2 separate regions of the Homo sapiens genome follow, and region 1 is linked to region 2. A link is a loop called in an ENCODE intact Hi-C map of the cell type or tissue named here. Cell type or tissue: dorsolateral prefrontal cortex. All regions are shown on one strand. Each heading gives the region's core, and the rest is flanking DNA. Links, peaks and the distances in the headings are about the cores only. Region 1 overlaps TENM4 (teneurin transmembrane protein 4). Region 2 overlaps TENM4 (teneurin transmembrane protein 4).

The links. Peaks named below come from ENCODE experiments on the same cell type or tissue, not always from the same donor. Only the 100,000 strongest peaks of a DNase experiment are listed, where the experiment ranks them.
Region 1: a loop joins it to region 2, with 2.8 times the contacts of the local background. A loop is called at or near these places in 1 of 110 quality-filtered maps.

Annotation. Positions count from the first base shown.
Region 1 is chr11:78,837,908-78,848,085 of GRCh38, reverse strand. The region is part of intron 12 of TENM4 (teneurin transmembrane protein 4); the gene reads left to right. Among named protein-coding and RNA genes, the nearest start is that of TENM4-AS1, 250 kb to the left of the region's middle. In dorsolateral prefrontal cortex, for the core only: no CTCF peak of the experiment used is centred there; no DNase peak of the experiment used is centred there; H3K27ac peaks cover 548 bases.
Region 2 is chr11:78,782,672-78,792,849 of GRCh38, reverse strand. TENM4 (teneurin transmembrane protein 4) reads left to right here. Exons shown (of 34, transcript NM_001098816.3): 16 at 5,767-5,952. Among named protein-coding and RNA genes, the nearest start is that of NARS2, 210 kb to the right of the region's middle. In dorsolateral prefrontal cortex, for the core only: no CTCF peak of the experiment used is centred there; a DNase peak (open chromatin) is centred at 4,986.

The sequences.
Region 1 (10,178 bases), core at 3,843-7,842, 55 kb before region 2:
ATTTGCTTTCCCTACAATCCATTCCTCTTTTTCTCTAGGTATGCCTCGATACTTCACCTAAGTTCCTATCTTCCAAGAGTCACCAAAATTGGGTCCTTCATGATTTTCCAAAGAACACTGGCCTGTGCTATTTCTTTATTTCTCCTACTTTGATTGGGTATTTGCCTCTGAGTGCATTTGCAAAGATCCGGAGAGAAAAATCTCTGACATTATATACCATAATTTGTGTAAAAACCTGCACTACTTCATTGAAGACACTAAGAAAAATGATTGAGGAGTGATTTTTGGTTTTTAATAAGCCCCTTCTCTACCTCTCCTTATGTCCCCTTCCTCTGAATTATATTATAAGATATAAATACAGCAATGAAGAATTGAGGTCTCTTGGTAATAAATTAACCTTCTTGTAAATGACATTGGCAGCACTTTGTGAAATTTCTAATGGAAACACTTCTTTGGAAAAGCACCCTGTGAATTTACCTCTCCCTGATACAGTGATTTATTTGGAGCAATCTGGTATAAGTGGAATGAAATTGTAGGCCAAGGGAGCTCAGGTCAGCACATTGGAGACAGACTGTGGCTAAAATTCTGCTGAGGGGAAGAGAGCTAGGAGTATCAGAGCACTACATCTGCAGACTCAGAGACTAGCCCTGCCAGTAGCTGTCTCTGCTCACTGAAGGGCAGGGCTCCCCACTGTCCCCACCCCCAGCATCTCTGCTGCCCTTGGGATCTTACCTTCGATTGCTGAACCTTCTGAATCTTTACCTGGAATTGCAAGGGCAGGAAAGAAGAAAAAGTAGCCCAAGGACACTGCAGGAACCAAGCAATAAAGGCTTGTCTTTCTGTGGGAAATACTTAGCAAGGCATTTGGTATACAGATAACCAAAATCCCCACTAGAGTAGCATTTAAGTAGAGTTTTGATGTTCTGGTGCACACTTTTTGTCTAGGAGATGGGCTGCTGTTTTTATGCTTGCTACCTCATGGTCATAAAATGGTAGCTATAGTTCCGGGGCTTATGTCTGCATGTCAGGCAGGAAAAATAAGAAAAGATAAGGAAGTAGGAAAGCAGAATTTTTCCTAAAACATTCAGCTTACATTTCTTTGGCAGAGCTGTGTCACTTGGACACTCAGAGATATAAGGAAGTCTGAAGAAGGGGATATTTTTAGCTTGCTACATTGGTACTCTCAACAAAATTAGGGTTCTCTCAGAGAGAAGGGAAATGAATATGGGGTAGGCACATAGCAGTGTCTGCCACAGACTTCATCAGGTCTGTTTGGTTCAACAAAGACCAACTGAGACCCCCTCTTACTGTGTGCCAGACCCTTGTCTGGACATTGGGTATAGCCAGGAGGCAGACATGGTACTTGGCCTTGAGGTTTCTCATGGGCTAGTAAGTTAGGGTAAGCGAAGCTGAGAAAAAGGAGAAGCTGCCCATGTAATTGAGGTGGAAGGAAAATGGCTTGGTTCAGTCTCTTTGTATCATCCAGGAACCATGGACGTTTTCCATTATGCCTCGAAGCACCTTGCATGATGCTTTAACGGGGACAGACAGCAGGAGCAAGTCCAGAGTGGTAGACGCCAGTTGCAGACAGACCTAGACACTGCATCTGTTCATTTGTTCATTATTCAACCCGTGTTTACTCATTGCCTTTCATGTGCCAGTTCTGAGCAGGCATGTACTGTCACTGGTATGTAAAATAGCCATGCTTTCTGCCTCCATGGTGTTCATAGACAGGTCTGAGGCAGTTTGAGATGGATTCTCAAGTTTAAATACAATCATCAAATATATATACACATATGTAAAGATAAATAATGATAAGTGGTAAGCACACGTCCTAGAAAAGATATCCAGAGAAACACGTAGAAGCCTAATTCAGAAATGAGGCTCAGAGATCTAATGCTAATTGCCAAGATCTCATAAATAGGAAATAGCAGAGTTAGGTTAGCAATCCAAAACACACATTCTTACTCTTACATCTCAGTGACCAGGTCTAAATCCAAGTTTCTGGAGTGGTGACATCCATGTGTGTCTTTATACCCTCTCGTAGTCAGAGAATCAGCAAGACAGATAGGGTCTTAGAGACCATGGCATCACACCTCCTAGGCTCACAGTGTGCTGGCCACGTGCCTGCAGTCCGCTCATCTGACTTATTTATAGAACATCTCTAACCTGGTACTCACTCCTGTTGAAGGAACCCCTGCTCCTATCCTCCATTCAGATGTAGATTCTGATAGAAGATATTTTGTCAGCAGTGGTTTAATTTTTATAACTGATGATTAAATTTTTATTTTCTTTTAGCTCTTTTTTTTTTCTGTCAGTCGCTAAAGGCAGTTGCTCATTCCCGTTTGCCAGCTGGCTTTTCCACTGACAGAACGGCAGCTTTGAGAGGGTTCTCACATAGTGATATTATTTTTTCTTTCCCTTTACAGCACCACTGATATGTGGGACATAATTAAATGTGAGGCCGCCTGTTCGGTAACACCCTCTTAGGAATAACCTAGCTGCAAGTAACATGTGAATCTCTGCTGGAATTGGCACTGGTGGTCGATAGTTGAGGTTGTTGGAGGCAGGAGTACAGTTGGGGGTAGAGCTGACCAGATAGATGGTGTGGTCCGAGGAAAGGACAAAGGCTTTGGAGTCAGCCCAGCCTGGGTTTAGATGCGGGCTGTATTAGTTATGAGCTGTGGGATTTTGGATAAGTCTTACCCTCACCAAACTCATCTATCCTTGGGAATCAAACTTACTTTAGAGAATCTGACAATGATGTGAAAGCATAGGATTTGTGGTAGGTACTCAGTGTGTTTCTAAATGTGTCAAGTATTCAGCATTTGCTGAACATCTACTTTGCTGAGTGCTAGAGGCTTCACAGTGAATAAAACAGAAGCTTTGCCCTCAAAGAGCCTATAATCAATCGGGAGAACCAACCCTTTCATAAATAATTCTAGTATAATGTGGCCTGGGCCAACAAAGGGGTCTGTGGGAGCTCCATGGGAGCAGAGAGGAGGGCTGCTACCTCTGCCAGGCATGTAGAAGGAGGTTGTGAGGCAGAAAGGACATATTTTGAGAAGAGTACTTAGTGAGCTGGAAAGCAGTGTACAAATAATTATTAACAACTTGGGGCCAGAGCAGAAGTGGGAATCCAGAAAGAAAAATACAAGAAAAGAGTCACCCTAAAAAGAAGAAATAAAGGAGTGTGTTAGTCTGCTAGGGCTGCCATAACAAAATACCACAAACTGAGTGGTTTAAAATAGAAATTTATTTCTCACAGTTCTGAACACTGCACATCCAAGATCAAGGTACTGGCAGGGTTGGTTTCTGGTGAGGCCTCTCTTCCAGGCTGGCAACAGTCGCCTTCTTGCTTTGTCCTCGTCCTCATGTGGGCTTTTCTCTGTGTATATATGGAGGGAAAGAGATCTCTGGTGTCTTTTCCTCCTTTTTTTTTTTTTAGACAGAGTCTCACTCTGTTGCCAGGCTGGAGTGCATTGGCGCAATCTTGGTTCACTGCAAACTCCACCTGCCTGGTTCAAGCGATTCTCCTGCCTCAGCCTCCCAAGTAGCTGGGATTACAGGCACACGCCACCACAACCAGCTAATTTTTGTATTTTTAGTAGAGACGGGGTTTCACCATGTTGGCCAGGATGGTCTCGATCTCCTGAACTCGTGATCTGCCTGCCTTGGCCTCCCAAAGTGCTGGAATTACAGGCATGAGCCACCGCACCCGGCCTTTTCCTCTTTTTATAAGGACATAAGTCCTATCAGATTAATGCCCCACTACTGTGAGCCTCACTTAACCTTTGTTATCTCCATATAGGCCCTATCTCCAAATACAGTCACATTGGGGGTTAGGCTTCAGCATATGAATTTGGTAGGGGACACAGTTAATAACAAGGAGGAATTGAGAAGACCATAAGATAGTAGCAGTCTCTGCTCAACCACACAGATGAACTGGCTGGAAAGGATCATTATTTGCATTTTAAAGATGAGGAAACAGTCTGTGACCAGTGGCTCACACAACATAAAGCCGAGTCTTCGAATCCAACTCCAGTAACTTCCCCTGGAGCCCAGCTGCCTGACAAGACAGGGAACATGGAAGACCCCCATCAGAGGGTCAGTGAACACCTAGCAAGAAGGTCAGGCATCACTGATGTTTTTCCCTGCAAGCTAGAAGCTTCTGTTATGGGCATGAACTTCTTATCGGCAGCTTTGAGGGAATGAAGGCACAGCCACCCTTTCAAGGCACTGCCAGGTACCTGGCTAAGGAAGGCTCTTTCTGTCCTCAGGACTTTATGCATCCCAAGGCTGCTAGATTCCATCTTTCTTTGCCAGTACTCCTTAACTCAAAAATGGAAATGTGAGTTCCAGAACATTCCAAAGCACTAACTTTTATTTGTTCTTATAAATTTGGCTTTCTTCAGAGTTCATAAGGAACTTCTCCAATGTCCCATTCTAGTTTCGGGGCTTTTCAATCTTTACAAATTCTTCTCTGGAACTACTTGGCAAAATTAATAATTTTGGCTACTGTTTGTTCAATGCATACTGTATCTAAGTATTATCTTAGATATTTAACATAAACTATTTCTTGTTTTTTTTTGTTTTTTAGCAACAGGGTCTTGCTTTGTCACCCAGGCTGGAGTCCAGTGGCACAATCATAGCTCGCTGCAGCTTTGAACTCCTGGACTCAAGCAATCCTTCTACCTCAGCCACCCAAATAGCTAGGACTGCAAATGTGTGCCACCACACCTGACTAAATTTTTTAAAATTATTTTTTGTAGAAGTAGGATCTCTCTATGTTTATTTTTATGTTTTTGAGACAGAGTCTCATTCTTGTCACCCAGGCTGGAGTGCAGTGGTGCAATCTCAGTTCACTGCAACCTCCACCTCCTGGGTTCAAGCAATTCTCTTGCCTCAGCCTCCCAAGTAGCTGGGATTATAGGCGCCCACCACCATGCCCAGCTAATTTTTTATTTTTAGTAGAGAAGGGATTTTACCATGTTGGCCAGGCTAGTCTTGAACTCCTGAGCTCAGGTGATCCACCCGCCTCGGCCTCCCAAAGTGCAGGGATTATAGGTGTGAGCTACTATGCCTGGCCTCTCTATGTTACCCCGACTGGTTTTGAACTCCTGGCCTCAAGTGACCCTCCCACCTCAGCCTCCCAAAGCGCTGGGATTACAGGCATGAGCCATCACACCTGGCCTACATAAACTATTTCAAACCTTTACAATAGGCATATGAAGCAAATATTTTCTGCCTACCACCCCTCCATAGGAAAATGAAGCTCAGAATATTTAAATGACTAGGCAGAAGTTAAATACCCAGTTAGTGAAGGGGCTAGAGTTTGAATCCAGTTCTGTCTGACCCTAATATCTACACATTTCTCACCATGTCCTCTCTCATGTATGCGCTTGTTGTGTGAGTGCCTGGTATGTCCAGGAGACTGGAAGTAGGAGGAGTACATGAGAGGGTGATACCCAGAGGAGAGCCTGGAAAATGAGGTTCAGGCCAGCCTGGGACAGGCTTTGTCTCTGTTGGCTAGCCAGCTTGGAAGTCTGGTTTTGAAAGCAGTGGGAAGCACAGGATGGTTTTTAAGTGAAGATGTAGCATGAGTTGGGTGTTGTATAGGTATCTTTGGCTGGCAGCAACATATATAAATGAGACAGGGAGACCAATTGGAAGACTGTTTCTTTAGCCAGTGGGATTAGATGAGAGAAGAGAACCTACACTAAAGCAAATGCCACCGCTTTTGTATAAAGGAGGGAAGACATTCCAGGACATTATAGGCTGGTTCTATTGACCACTTGTATTTTACCTTGTAAGGGAGAGGCATTGAGTTTCGACCTTGGAGAATAGATGGATGGTGATATCACTAATTACATTAGGAAATAAGGAGGGGAAGTTAGTTGTTGAGCTGCTAATGGAACTTCCCAGTGGAAGTTAGTTGTTGGCAGTTACTAATAGGCAGATGGGTAAGTAGGTCTTGACTTGGAGATAGCTCTGAATTTGAGACAGTTACCTGGTGGACAGCATGAGTGTGGGTGTAACAGAGTAGCAGGTGGAGCTTAGAGTACCTGAGGAGATGTATCAACCAAGAAGCAAGGAGTTAAGGATGGAGCCCCAACGTTCAGAAGACAGACGGGAAAAAGTAGAGAAAACTTAGGAAGATGATTACAAAGAAGCTGCTGGCATTGGTCATTAGGAGGTCACTGGCGCCCTCATTGGGAGCAGTTTCCACCCATTGGTGCAGGCAGAAGCAGGGTCACCACGAGTTCAGGAGTGAATGAGAGGCATAGAGTGGAAACAGTTACTTCTAGACAGAGCAGGGAAGGAGACAGATGGGAGTAACCTGAGGAGGAGGCAGGTTCAAGTAAAGGTTTATGTAAGGTGGGGAAGCCCTGGACGTGCTGTCAGCTGTGGGAAAGGAGCCAGGGGGGAAGACTGGAGGCCCAGGAGAGAGGGGAGATGACTAATGGAAGAAGGTGGGAGGCATGGAATGGCAGGCAGAGGCAGAAGGAGGAGCCTAGGAAAGGAGGAGACACACCTCTTCCCATGGGATGGGGAGAGGGCAAGGAAGATGAGATCAACCTTGAAGGTGGAGGGGAGTGGGATACAGGGTAGGATTCACACTGATCTCAGGGTCAGCAGTGCTTTCCAGAAATGGATTGCCTGACAGAGTAACCCACTTATGGCCTAAATTGTGTGTGTTCCCTTCTGTGTGAAGGCAGTCTCAAGGTGGCACTAAATAAAATAGTGTGCAATATAACAATAAAGAGAGGCAGTGTGGCTTAGTGGTTAGAGAATGGATTTGAAGCCAGGTAGCTGGTTGAATACAGTCTCTGCCACTTAATAGCAGTGGGACTTTGGGCAAGAAAGATAACCCATCAGTGCCTCAGTTTCCTTATCTGAAAAATGACAATAATATTAGTACCCAACTCATGAAGGTAATTATGAAGTTAAAATGAGTTAATTGTAAAATATGGAGAACAGTGCCTGGCATGTAATAGGTGCTATATAAGTGTTCGCTATTGTTATTGGCAGTAACATGCACTAACATTTTTGAGGGCTTACAGGGTCCCAGGAGCATGCTAAGTGTTATACCTGCATTACCTAACTTTAAGTTTGTAATAGACCTGGGAAAGCAGGAACAACTCTTATTTTCTTTATAGAGATGATGAAACAAGGTTCCGAGAAATTAACAAACTTGCCCAGTCACACATTGAGTAAGAGCAGAGCCAGGATTTGAATCTAGGCCAGTCTGCCTGAAGAATCATGCTCTATCCACACTGGCTTTCATTCCTGGGCCCCTCCCAAGTCAGTACCCAGTTCCTTAGTACCCCCGTGTTTCCTTTCATACAACACTGGGAAGACAGTTCAGACTGAGGATGCTGCAGGGTGCGAGCTTTGTCACTCCCTGACACTTCTCTGGGCGGAAGAGTATATACCAAGAATCTCTGTTTGGGGGAAGAGCTCCTTTACAATTAAGCAAAGATTTAGTGATGGCAAATTTGAGGGAGGTTAGGGCTGGTTTCTTGCTGCTTAAACAGAGCAGAAGACTTTCTGTTGAAACGCCAGCACAATGAGTGTTATATGAAGGGTTATAACAAATTGTAAGCCAGAAACCTCTGAGCATCTGGTTTTAGTTTGAGTAGCTGCTTGTTCATGCCTTTATCTAAGCAATGCTCATGTTCTCGGCTAAAAGAAGCCCAGTTTGTTTCATTCCTGGTTCATATTACATGTCAGCCTGATTTTTTTTTTATTTTCATTTGTGTCATAGGCCAAGAGAGTCTAGTCAGGGTACAAGGGATGGACTGTATAATTTTGAGAAAGTGAGAAAAAGCCCTGTGACCTAAAGCAGAAGGCTAACGTGATGTTTTCCACAAATAGAGTTTGAGTTTTCTCAGGCCTGTAAGTGCACGCTATTCCTTGGAAAGCTTGCATTTGGGAGATTGTTCTACCATTATCTCTTTCTTTTAAGTGATGGAGGAAGAAAGTGAAATCTGTTGAGCTTTTCTTAGGTGCCAAATATTACCCTAAGCACAATTTATTTACGTTAACTTATTTTAATTCTCATAACCAACTTATGCAGTCAGAATTACTATCTCCATTTTCCAGATTAGGCAGGGAGTTGTGTTGAAGGCAGGCAGAGGCAGAGCTAGGGACCCCAGCAGGTGTATCTGGTTCACATGTATTTTGCAAGCCCCCAACACTTTTGAATGCACCGTGCTGAGATGTGTCTTTTGTGTTCACTAAGTAACAGAAACACCTCTGAGGACAATACTAAGTCATAGAAATACTGAAAACGAAAGACAGAAAAAGAAACAGCATCATAAGAACATCAGCTTTTAGTCAAAAGTCAATATTATGGTTCCTGGTTAAATGTTTGAAAAATTATCTTTAAAATCACTAATAAAATAAGGTGCACCGATTAGTTAGCATTGTTTTAGAAGCTTTGTCCAAGATAAGATATGACATAGAAACAAGAGGCTGAGAAAAAGTCATCGTTATTTGTGAAGGGTGTGTTTGTATTCCTAGAGAAAAAAAAAACATTAACTGAAAAACTATTTTACTTAATAGGAATTCAGAACTTGTAACTGGGGCACAAGATAGCTTTTCCAAAAGTCAATAGATTTCCCATATACCTGCAACAACCACTTATGAAATATAATGAAAAATGCCCCAGTCAAAAAAAATCAATAAAAATTAAAGTATCATCTGAATGAGGACTACATGTGACCTGTGTGACAAAAACTGCAAAATTTTATTGAGAGCTATAAAACAGGACATGAATAATTAGGAACTATAACATGTTCCTAGATGGGAAGGTGAAATACTCTAAATATGTCAATTTATAAGTTTAATGGAATGTCAAACAGAATCCTAAAGGGAATTGAAGAGATTTGATTGCATGGCTAAAGACTTCATCTGGAATAATAAACAGATGAAAGTATGGAAGAAATTACAGGAAGAAGAATCATGAAAGGGTACTCATCTTTAAATATCTTAATATATCATAAATCCTTAATAAATGAGAATAGGAGTCAAGCAGATTAGTGAAGTACTACAAATATTACCAGTTACATGTAAAAATTTATTATTTGAAAAATGAAGAATTACAAATTAATGGAGAAGAGAAGGCTGGATCAATAAATGTTTTTGCAATAACTTGGAAAAGCATCAAATGTAACCCGAGTCTGCAAAGTGGCATTCAGTGAGATGGATGCAGTTGATAAGACACAGAGAAGGAGTTTTAGCCTGCAGTGTTGGCCCACTATTTAACATTGGATGACCCTCCATAAAACTACAGGTTTATGGCTTCCCTTAAAAAATTAGAAGACCAAAATTCCTGTGAGAACAAGGCCCTGCCCCCTTTGGATGGAACTCATACTCTGTAATTCACCCATCTCCACCTCCTCCATTTTTCTTACATGTACCTGGCCTGCTTTACTCCTTTAACTTACCTGCCTGCCCCCTAGAGGAATTTTCATTTTCAACCTCTGATTCAGACCTCACCTCATACCATATGCCAAAATAAATTTCAGACGGATTAAAGAGGTAAATATTTAAAAGTCAAGCTAGAAGAGGGTAAAACCCAATATTCACATATCTCTGGGTCGAAGAGGACTTTTAAGCACTAAAGTCACTGAAGAAACCACAAAGAAAAAGATTGAGAAATGTTTACATAAATATGTAAAATTTCCACATGTCTTATAAAACTTACAAAATAAGAAAAATCACAGAGTAAGAAAATATATGCAGTAAACATGAGTGACCAAGAGTTAATATGTATATTACATTAAAGCTCAGATGCTGTGGGAGGAAAAAAGGCATTATGATCTTACAGGTAATGGCTAAAGCTTATGTGTAGAAAAGCTTTAAAAAATGTATAGTACGCAATAAACATACATGAAATATGTTTAACCACACTAATAATTGAAGCAGTACAAATTAAAATAATGGTGTATCTTTTTTTTAGCCTAATAAGTTAGAATCCTTCAAGTTAATATCCAATCCCATTGAGGCTGCGGTGGAACTATACCAATATATATTACTAGTTGCATCATAAATCAGTACAACCCTTTGGGAAAGCAATTTGGCATTTTGTATTAAACCATAAAAATGTTCAGCTTCTGAGAGTATCTCTTAAAGAAATAAACCAGTACCTAGGAAAAGCTGCACACTTATCA
Region 2 (10,178 bases), core at 3,267-7,266:
AAATTACAGAGTTCACACACAGAGATTGGAGAAAATGAGTTTCTAAGAAGCTTAGGCACAAAGGACACTGAGCCTCTACATAATATATTTAACAAAATAACCTGTGTACAACGTGGCACTGAGATAGAGTCGCATCAACCGACATACACCTCTTCCATTAAAGCTTTTTTCATTCATCTATTCTTTCAACAAACATTTGTTGAAAGCCATGCTGGGCCACACCTGGTGCTAGTGCCAGGGGACCACATTGATCTTCCCATCAGGTGGGCTTCCAATCTAGAGAGAGGACAGTGCACGGGTGAGGCAGGGAAGAGGTGGGGTAGGGAAAGGGTGGTGCTATGGGTTTGACTTTCTGTAGGGGAAGAGCTCACGTGTTGCCAGGTTCATCTCCAAGGGCCTGTACAGTTCAATCAAGAACTCTGTAAGCTTGGAATAGGAATTTTTGGACAGTTGGAGATTTTCCTCTGATTTTGAGAGGAAGTCCAGGCTACAAATACAAATGGCTTCTACCTAGGTTTTGATACTCTTGGCTGATGATGCCATGCTAGGTGACCAGAGGAAGAGCATGCTTTTCTAGTAGTAGCCCCAAAGTTTGAGACCACTACTAGAAAAGCAAATATTTCATTCTTCAGGAACACATTCCTCTGCTGGGTTACTTGGAGCTGTGCTGATGGAATCATCTTAGGTCCTCATCAATTAGTCATACACAGCATAGTGTACACAGAGCTTTTCATATAAACTATTTTCTTCAGTTGTCACCACTCATCCTAGAGGGGGACCATTATTACTCTCCTCATTTTAGGGGTAAAGAATTATGTCTCAGAGAGATTAAGTTCCCCAAGTACCCACAGCTAGGAAACTGGGGAGTCAGAATCTGAACTCAAGTCTCCTCTATGGCTTGTGTACTCCTAGTACTTCAAAAGATTCCTCCCAGACCCCAGCCCTCCTCCATTAATTCAGAAAGCTCTGATGTTGGTCATGTGAAAGCCAACTAGCATTTATCAAACCCTCCCTTGTTATTGGGTATGTTGCAAACGTCAGAATTCATATCTGGTCTTCTAAGTTTAGTCTAGTGTACTTGCCACTACATCTCCTTTCTCATAAAAATGTGTGTATTTATTATATCCTGAATATGTGCCAGGCACTATGTTAGAAGCTATACTTTTGTTCATGCTAAATTGATTTAGGTTATATCTGTCTGCCATGCTAGAATGTAAACTCCTTGAGGTCAAGGAAAAATTCATGCCTGTCATAATCACCATGGGATCTCCAGTGCCCACTGTGGGGCTTGCACACAGGGAGCACCCAAGAAATCAACCAAATGAAAGTAATTCCTACAGCAGTCCTCCAAAGTATAGTAGTTGACGTCATCCCTGTTTTACATAAGGGAACTTGTGACTAGGAGAGGAGCTGTAACCCACATTTCACAAAGGACCACTTACATTATGTAAAAGACATATGAGCTGTCAAAGCACATTCTTTAGCATAGTCCTGTTTAGCTTTCACTAGCCACTTCAGGAAATTTTATCTGCTTTAATGTCAAAGCAGAATCTGAGAAGGAAAAATAAAACAGTTCCTTTTGTTTCAAGGTATTTGAAAATAAGAAAAAAAGAAACAATAGGGACTATGACTTGAGGCCAAATGGTAAAGTAGCATCACAGGTTTCTACTCTCATCTTGAGTCTGTGGGTCTCTTCACTCAGTCAGATGGGCCCATCTGCAGAGAATCCAAGCACTCCCAAGCTGTATTACCTTCAGTTAGCACCCCATAAACATCAAGGGCCCTTCCATTAAAATGTGTAAGAGCTCACAACCCAGCTTGTAAAGGGCTGGTGGAGGAGTGCCCAGTCACCAGGCCACTTTAACTTCATGCCAGGAGAGCATGTCTAGTGTAAACTGGCAAGGAAGTTGAGTGTTTGGATGGACAGAGCAGTAGTCTCCAGATGGGAAGGGTGAGACTAAGTGCCTGGGAAACTCTGTGTAGAGGACCTCATTTCATTTCACATATATCAGGGTCTGACTTGGATATAACAAAGGATAAGCAGGGCCAGGAGTGGCAGGAGGTGGGGATCTGCTGGAAAAGCTGAGAGTTTCTCTCAAAGGGAAGCCCACCTGTGACAGGTCAGTGTTCCTTGCCTGTTCTGAGGCTTCGTTTCCTTATCTGTGAAATGTCTGCCTTGAAGTACTGTTCCAAGGATTGTCAAAACAATGAAAAGACACTAGATGATCACATGACCTCATAGAATGTTCTCATACTATCTGGGCCTCAGTACCCACACCACTAAGAAGGATAATAGCCAGGCATTTTCACAGCCTTGTTGTGATAGTTCAATGAGAAATTGTCCATGAAGAGTGCTTTGCAAACTGTAAAACTTGATGTGAGCATTAGTTAAATAAAAAATGGCTTTCCCACATATTACCTCATTTGATCTAACACCAACCCTGTGAAATTGGTGAAGTGGGAATTATCAACCCCATTTTACAGAAATGGAAAGCAAGGCTCAATGAATTGCATAATTGGCAGCTTGCAGATTACCCAGCCAGTAAGTGGTAAAGCCATAGGCAGATCAGACTTGTCTGACCCTAAGTTCCATGTTCTTTAATTCATTGTACATAGCAAAAAGGTGCAGGCATGAGTCATAGCTATAGATTATTTGGATAATCTTTTGAATGCCAATATTAGTTTGTGCTTTATCTGGACTGAGATCTCCTGGGGGGCAGAGATTATATCTTATTGACCTCTGTATTTCTAGCACCAGGTACAGTCTCTGGCATATAGTAGGCATGTGTGGATATTATTAGAAGAATACATGAATTAGTATGAATTGATTGATACCTACTATATATAAGGTAGGAAGAAGCCTCTGAAGTGGTTGTCATCATCATTGCCACTTTGCAGAGGAAGAAAAGGAAGCTTACAGCTATTGAGTAGGTCATAGAGCAGGCAAAACTGAGATCTGGAATCACATCTGATTCCAAGTCTTACTGTCTTTTGTCCGTACTGTCTCCAGGTGACTTAATAAAGGAATGAAGTACATTTTAGCTAAGACCTGAAGTCTGGAAGTTCATTGTGGGGAAAAGCCTGCCTCTTCTCTTGGTCCCTGATGGGCTCCATGTGCTCTGCTGCCTGAAAACACCATGGCTTTGGCCCCAGCAGCCCGCCCCTCTCCTGGCTCACACCTCAGTGAATAGTATGCTTTCTGCTGTTTACTTTCACACCATAAACCACCACCTGGCAAAAGTGCTGAGTAAACCCAAACAAATACTAAGCTGATTTTTCATCTCTCCAAGGGCCCTCAAGGGAAAGTTCCAGCCCTGACCCCAGGCCCAGCCTCCAGAGTCACCAGGAAGTCATTGCCCTTTCAATGTTGTACAGAAGAAATGGGAATTACAGAGACAGGACCTAGGATATCCTGGGGCCTGGAGATTGTCATTCTTTATCTTGAGGCAAGCCCAAGTGTTTGTCTATGTGAGCAAGAAAGGAAAAGAGCTTGAACAACATCCTAGGGGGCTGCTTGACATAGCTCCGCAGCCCTGTCCTCACGTGGGACAGTCTCATACAGGCAGGTCGCTAGAGAGAAACAGACAGGTGGGCCTGGTTGGACTTTTCAGCCAGGCTAAGTGGGGTGTGGTGAATGTTTACCATTCTCAGGCACCTATAGCCCCAGGCATACCGTAATTCATCCATCATCCAACAAACCTTAGTAAGAGGTCTATTCTATACCAGGATCTGTGCTTGGTACCCGGGATGGAGGTGATCAAAGGAATTAGACCAGCCTCGGGTTCCTAGTCTGATGATAAGACAGACAAAGAAACAGAAAACCACTCTACCATGTAAAAATGGGAAGGAAAGAAACAAGTGAATAACCCACAGGGTGAATTACAGGAGATTTCTCAGAGGAGGGGGTGCTTTTCAGCCAGGTCTTGGGGGTAGATTACACTGTCTAACAGGGAGGGTGCTCTGTCATAGAATCCCACATTCTTACAGCCTGAAGGGATCTTAAATACCATTAGGTTCCACCTGCAACAGATGAGGAAACTGACACCCAGAAGAGAGGAAGTGACCTCCCCAAAGCCACACAGTAGATTAGTGGCTGAGCAGGTATAGATCTCACAAACCTCCTAGACTCCCTGTCTGAAGTTCACTGTGCTGACCTCAATTCAGGAAACCTTTCTTGAGTTGCTTGATCTTTGTCATGCCTTTTTGTCATCCACTTCACTGGGTGCTCGCCAGAGCCCAGTTAGGTCAGCAAAGGGCTGCTGCAAGGCAGCATCATGCAGCTCACACTCTCCAGACAAGGAACTGTCTGACAGGACCAGGAACTCTCCAGACAGGAACCGTAGCTCAGTGAAGTCAAGGGACCTGCCCCAGGTCACACAGCTCAGAAGCTCCTGAGCCTGGCATAGGATCCAGGTCCCTGGCTCCAGGTCAGAGATGTCCCTTCCCACTTTACAGCTGAAGAATCTGATGTGTTACTGCACGTAATAAGTACCTCCCTTTTGAGGTAATGTGCTTGGCAGGATGTCTGGCACAGGAACACAACATACATGGGGACTCGTACTATTTGTTAAATTCTCAAACATTTTATTCATTGTCTTGTAGATTGGTAGGAAGGTCTGAGCCTCTGAGACCTAATTTTGTTTTCTTTTCTTTTTCAAAGTAGCTAAGATTATTAGCAGCTTCTAAACTAAGCATGCAGTTTGGAAGGGAGATGAGCAAATGCACCTTGACAGAGGTGCCAGCTAATTTAGTTTGAAAGAAATGAAAAGGATTGAGATTTTCATGTGAATTTGAAGCATGTGGGGCCACGAGGCATGAGAATCAAGTCAGTCTCTCTCCCTCAGAGCCCTGGCAGAGAGCTTCAGTGGACATGGTTGCTCAACCTGTTTCCTAAAGAGCAGTTGTATTTTGGAAGACTTTACCACCGCTCCCTGCAGTAAGCATGAAGCTGTTGCTGGCCTGGAGCCTGAGGGGCTTGTGAATCGGGCCCTGTGTGTTTTGCACCATCTCACAGATGTGCCTTTGTGAAGGGTGGGCAGCTCCACTCTGGCTATGAAGGGCCCCCCTCCAAACCATTTGCTTTGGATCTGAAACCCCATTTAGATGGTTCTTGGAGTTGGGGTGAGGAAGCAGGAAGCTGAAAGAGAATAAACCCAGCAAAAGCTCAGAACAAACTGCAGGTTTTGGACAACAACCTAGAGTATACTCATGGGGTTGGGGTTCAGCCTCCCTCCCGCACCCCAACCTCAATCAGAGTCCAGGCCGTCATGAAATGCAGGCCCCAGAACTCATCACGTGCCCAGCCAGACCACAAGCACTTCATTGGGCGAAGGGGACTCATCCTTACTTTGTTTTCACACATAACTGGTTTTTAATTACATTTGACTTTTCCTGATGTCTGTTCAGAATGCCGGTCCCCTTTGGAAGGGGCAAGCACAAAGGCAGGGACAGGTTGGCAAGAAGGAGAAGCAAATTGAGCAGAGCCCTACAATCCTTCCTCTTTTGGTGGGGAAACAGGCACAGGGCAGGCTTCTGCCCAGAGAATTGTTCTCATCTGAGGGTCATTGTCCACGGAGATTAGTCTCGCGAGCCTCTGGAATCCTGATCTGTCACAGAAGCCCAGGTATGTAGCCAAGTGTGACTTTGGTTTCCAACAATAACTTGCTCAATACTTGTTGTTTTTCTCTCTCCTCTCTCCCCTGCCCCTCTGGCCACTGCCTCCCATCCTGGCCCTGGTGTCCTCCCTTCTTCTGCTCCTCCCCACAGAGATCTGTGCTGCCGACTGTGGTGGCCATGGCGTGTGCGTAGGGGGCACCTGCCGCTGCGAGGATGGCTGGATGGGGGCAGCCTGCGACCAGCGGGCCTGCCACCCGCGCTGTGCCGAGCATGGGACCTGCCGCGACGGCAAGTGCGAGTGCAGCCCTGGCTGGAATGGCGAACACTGCACCATCGGTATGGCGGGCCGAGGTCCCCGGGTACCTTCTCTGGTCTGCAGGACATCTTTGTCTGTTGGGGCATTTCAGGGCCAGCCTGGGCCCTCATCGCATGTGGGGATGGGGAAGAAAGTCCTTTCATCTGGAGGTATTATGACTGGCATTTCCTAGCCATCGGTTGGATTTAAACTCACGATTTGGTATTTTCAACCTTATTACTCCCAATTTCCATTTCCCATGTCCTGGTTAGCTGGTTAGCACACCTTGCTCTTTAGCTCCTCCAAGGCTACATGCGGTATGGATCTGTGTCAGGGAGCTCTGTGTTGAGGAATGAGGCAGATGAGCACTTCTTAGCAGCTATGGGCAAGCCCCGTCAACTTTCTGAGCCTCAGTTTCCTCACTCGTAAGATGGGGATAATAATACATGTGAAGACCTTAGCAAAGGCTGGCATACAGTGGAGTGCCCAGTACATGCAGCCATTATTATCCAATGCATTATCTTGCTGGGATGGCTGGGGCTTAGCTCTGAGCCCTCCATGCCCACTGGGCTCCTAGGTCAGAATTCCCCAAGAGGTCTGGAATCCTGGGGAGAGCTCCCCACAGGCCCTAAGGCCACATCTGGAGTCCATTAGGCCTGGGATCTTCCCCCGTCCTCAGCTTCCATCCTGTCTGCATTTGTCTCCTTTCCCCTCCCTTGGGGTCTCCTCGGCACCAGCTCCTGCTGAAGCAGCTCTGAAAACAAGCTGATCACTTCGTTCCCTTCCTTCTGCCTTTCCTGCCGGTTTTGTTGATTTTAAACTCAGCCAGACGTTTTGCTTGGTTTATTATCCTGGAATGAGCACTCACCAAAAGCTCTTTATTGAATCAACCGGTTTGTGTATATATGTGTGTTTTAGCTTCTTCCCCTTCCGTTTTTGTTTTTTGTTTTTTGGTTTTTTTTTTAAATGAAGGGTCTGTGATCAGATGGTGAGCACATGGCTTTAGAAGGCAGGATTCCAGGTACCTTTCTGGCTTAGAAAGTGACCTCTTGGGTCTTAGAGAAACTGGAAGACAAGCCCCACAGCTTTGGAGAGACAAAGGAATTTTGAGCAAACAGAGCTACCTCTTACCCCTTGAGGGTTTTTTCAGTCTTCATTGTTTTTGTTTTGAAGCCTAACATTAGTTTGTATCCTTGGTCCCTGCCCCTGCAACATCCCTGGGTTTTGGCCATGGAATACCTTACATTTATTAATATTAATAATAATAATGGCTTCTGATTTTTAAGTATTCACAACGTGCCGAGAGCTGCACTAAGAACTTTAGCTGCATTATTTTATCCTCCTTACAATCACCCTGTGAAGCAGTATGTATTATTTCCTCATTTTCAAGGACCTGAGGCTTAAGGTCACGGAACTTCAAAGAGGTAGAGCAGGAATTTGACACTCGATTTTTCCTTACCAGCTGCTTACTCTGCAGCCCTTGCACGATAAAGTCCTGGTTTTCCACTGAGGCATCTGCTCCTGTCCCTCCTGGAGACTGTGCCCTGTCGTGGCAGCTGCACTCAGAGTCCCTCACCTAATCTGCCCAGCCTCCACCCTCAACAGAGCCACTCCATCACAATGGCAGCCACTGCAGGTTGTGCTGCGTCATGTTACTGTGTGCACCTTGATGGCTTCTTTATATCGGTGTCATCCTCCCTTACACTTGTCCTGGAAACCCCTTAGTGAGAAGTGGCCCTGGTCATCTGAGGGGGCCTCTTCTTTAAACTCTGCTTTCCCCTCACCTTCCCTTTTCTGCATGACTGAGGATGAACCAACCTTTCAACCTCCCAGCCCAGAAGAAAGCCCACACCTATCTAAAAAACAAAAACAAAAAAAAAAAACAAAAACAGAAACAAAAAAACCAGAGCCCAGAGAGGGCCCATTCTGTTTGCTGTCTCTTGCTTACAGAGTCCTCAGCTCATCTTACCAAACTCCAAAACGTTTGCAAATGTTGGACAAAAATGTTATAAGATAAACGCATCTCATCTTAGGGAACCTCTCCCTTCGTCTAGTCACACATGACTCATGTTGGGGCTTGTGGGCAGGCTGTTTTACAGGCAGTGTTTTCTGGATATTCATCAGCCTGGCCTTAAGAATGTCCCTTTTATTTTGATGCCAAGAAGTCAAACCATCCACTTCTACCTCCCCTGTATGCTCTGTTGTCGCTCTTCTAGAACAGATTCCACCTTGGGGATGCAGATACCTTTTCCCCTCCAGATAAGAAATACATCAAAGTAAATGTGCACAATATAAGAATAAGGTTGACGGTCCTAAATACCAAAGAAATGTCATAGGACATTGAAGAAGCAATAGACTAGTCATAGTGGCTCAGCTGAAAGGACTTTGGCTGGGAATTCTATTAATACCTCTCATTGTGTGGTGAGCATTTTCTTCGTCCTTGTCTAATTTTCCTGCATGGTAACCTTCTCTCTGTGGGTCTCTGCCCGTGGCCAGCTGCGTCCCCATGAGAAACTCACCACCCTCGTGCTGAAGGAACACTTCAATAACCCTGTAGGATATAAGGGAAGGGGGAGGGGAGGCAAAGTAGAGAAACAATGGTCCCATCCTTTTCTTGTTGAAATAGAAATGAGAAGGGGAAATCCATTTTTAGTCTTTGATGGTAACAAGAAGCATTTCCTTGTTTCCAGAGAACTTTACTCCCTGTGAGAGTCATTTAGGAAAAGAAAAAAACTGCTGATGTGAAAAGTTAGAAATTCAAAGTGTTAAATTTTCTCTTGTTATCAGATTTCATTATCATACAATAGGTCATTATCGTGTAGCTAGCTCCTAGCTGCAATAGTTATTTCCCATACCAGAGAAAGAGCTGGTATCCATGACACTGATTTCGAGACCTCTAGGCAGTGGAAGCAAAAAAAGAGGGCCTGTTTATTTACATACTGCCGACCTGCGTAAACAGGAAGGAATGGCTTGATGACCTTACAGCAGGAATACAGAATTTAAAGAACAAGACAAATCTGGGCCCCTTATGGCCAAGTCCCCAGCGTTAAGAGCCTTTTTACCCCAGTGACATTTCCCAGAGCAGATTATTATAGTAGGAATTAAATATCTTCTTTTGGAGCCTTTGGCTCACCTTATCTTTCATGGAAGCTACATGATTCTTCTCAAGAGAGGTTGGTTTTCAGAATGAAAGGGAATTTGACAGTGGCATCCTCTTCAATGACAGTATTTTTGTCAAACAGCAAAAATATTTCACATTCAATCCTAATTCCTTATGTTAGGAATCACCTGTCTCTTTGCATCTTGAAGAAGGGTCTTTGGTAAAAGCACCAGGGCCAGACCACGCAGTTGCCTGAGGCTTTAGTTTCTCTATCCATGAATCACAGAATGGAGTGGCTGGAGTAGGTCCCCAAGGGTGACAGAAGTTCATCCCCCTCCTCCACTGCCCACAGAACTGCACACCCATCAGCCCAAAAGTGAGTCACCTGCTCCTAAAAATATCTCATGAAGAAAAAGGGATTCTTCATTTTTACTGTTACTTACATGGCACTAATACTCCCACTTGCATATATGAAACCCAGTTTTCCTAGTCCAGAAGTCAGGCTAAGATGGATTGATTTGGATCTGTTTCTCAAGTATATGATTGACAGAGAGTCACCAAGTGCATATTTTTGGATCTTTTCAAGGAGTTTTATGGATCCATGAAGTCTGGTGCTTGACCTCTGATTTCCTTTGAGAAAGCTGAAAATCGTAGTTAAATTTAACAAGGCGTTTAATTTTTTTCCTATTTCTTTGAAAACACTACTAACATTTTGGATCAATTCTATCATGGTTTTTCTATTTACCTCAGTGCCCCTTGTCTCTAAAGTAAAGAAAACACCTGTAGAAAATGCCAGCTTCTGATTACATTAATAAAATTCCAGCTTGACTCTAAAGCTGTGATTGTTCAAGATACCACATATACAGAATTATTTACCAGACTTCAGGAGAGCTGTCCAATCCTAGAAGTCCTGATTTTTAAACAAAAGCTTCCTCTGGGGGTAAAGATCAAAATGATACCCTGAAGATGCAATTACTTGTGTGAGTAAAACCAGACTTCCCAATGAAGAGAAATTATAAAGAAAAGCCACAAAATCTTCCGTGCTTTGTCCAGTTTTTTTTTTTTTAAAAAAAAAGACAGAGTCTCACTCTGTTGCGCATGCTGGAGTACAGTGGCACCACCTCGGATCACTGAAACTTCCGCCTCCCAGGTTCAAGCAATTCTTCT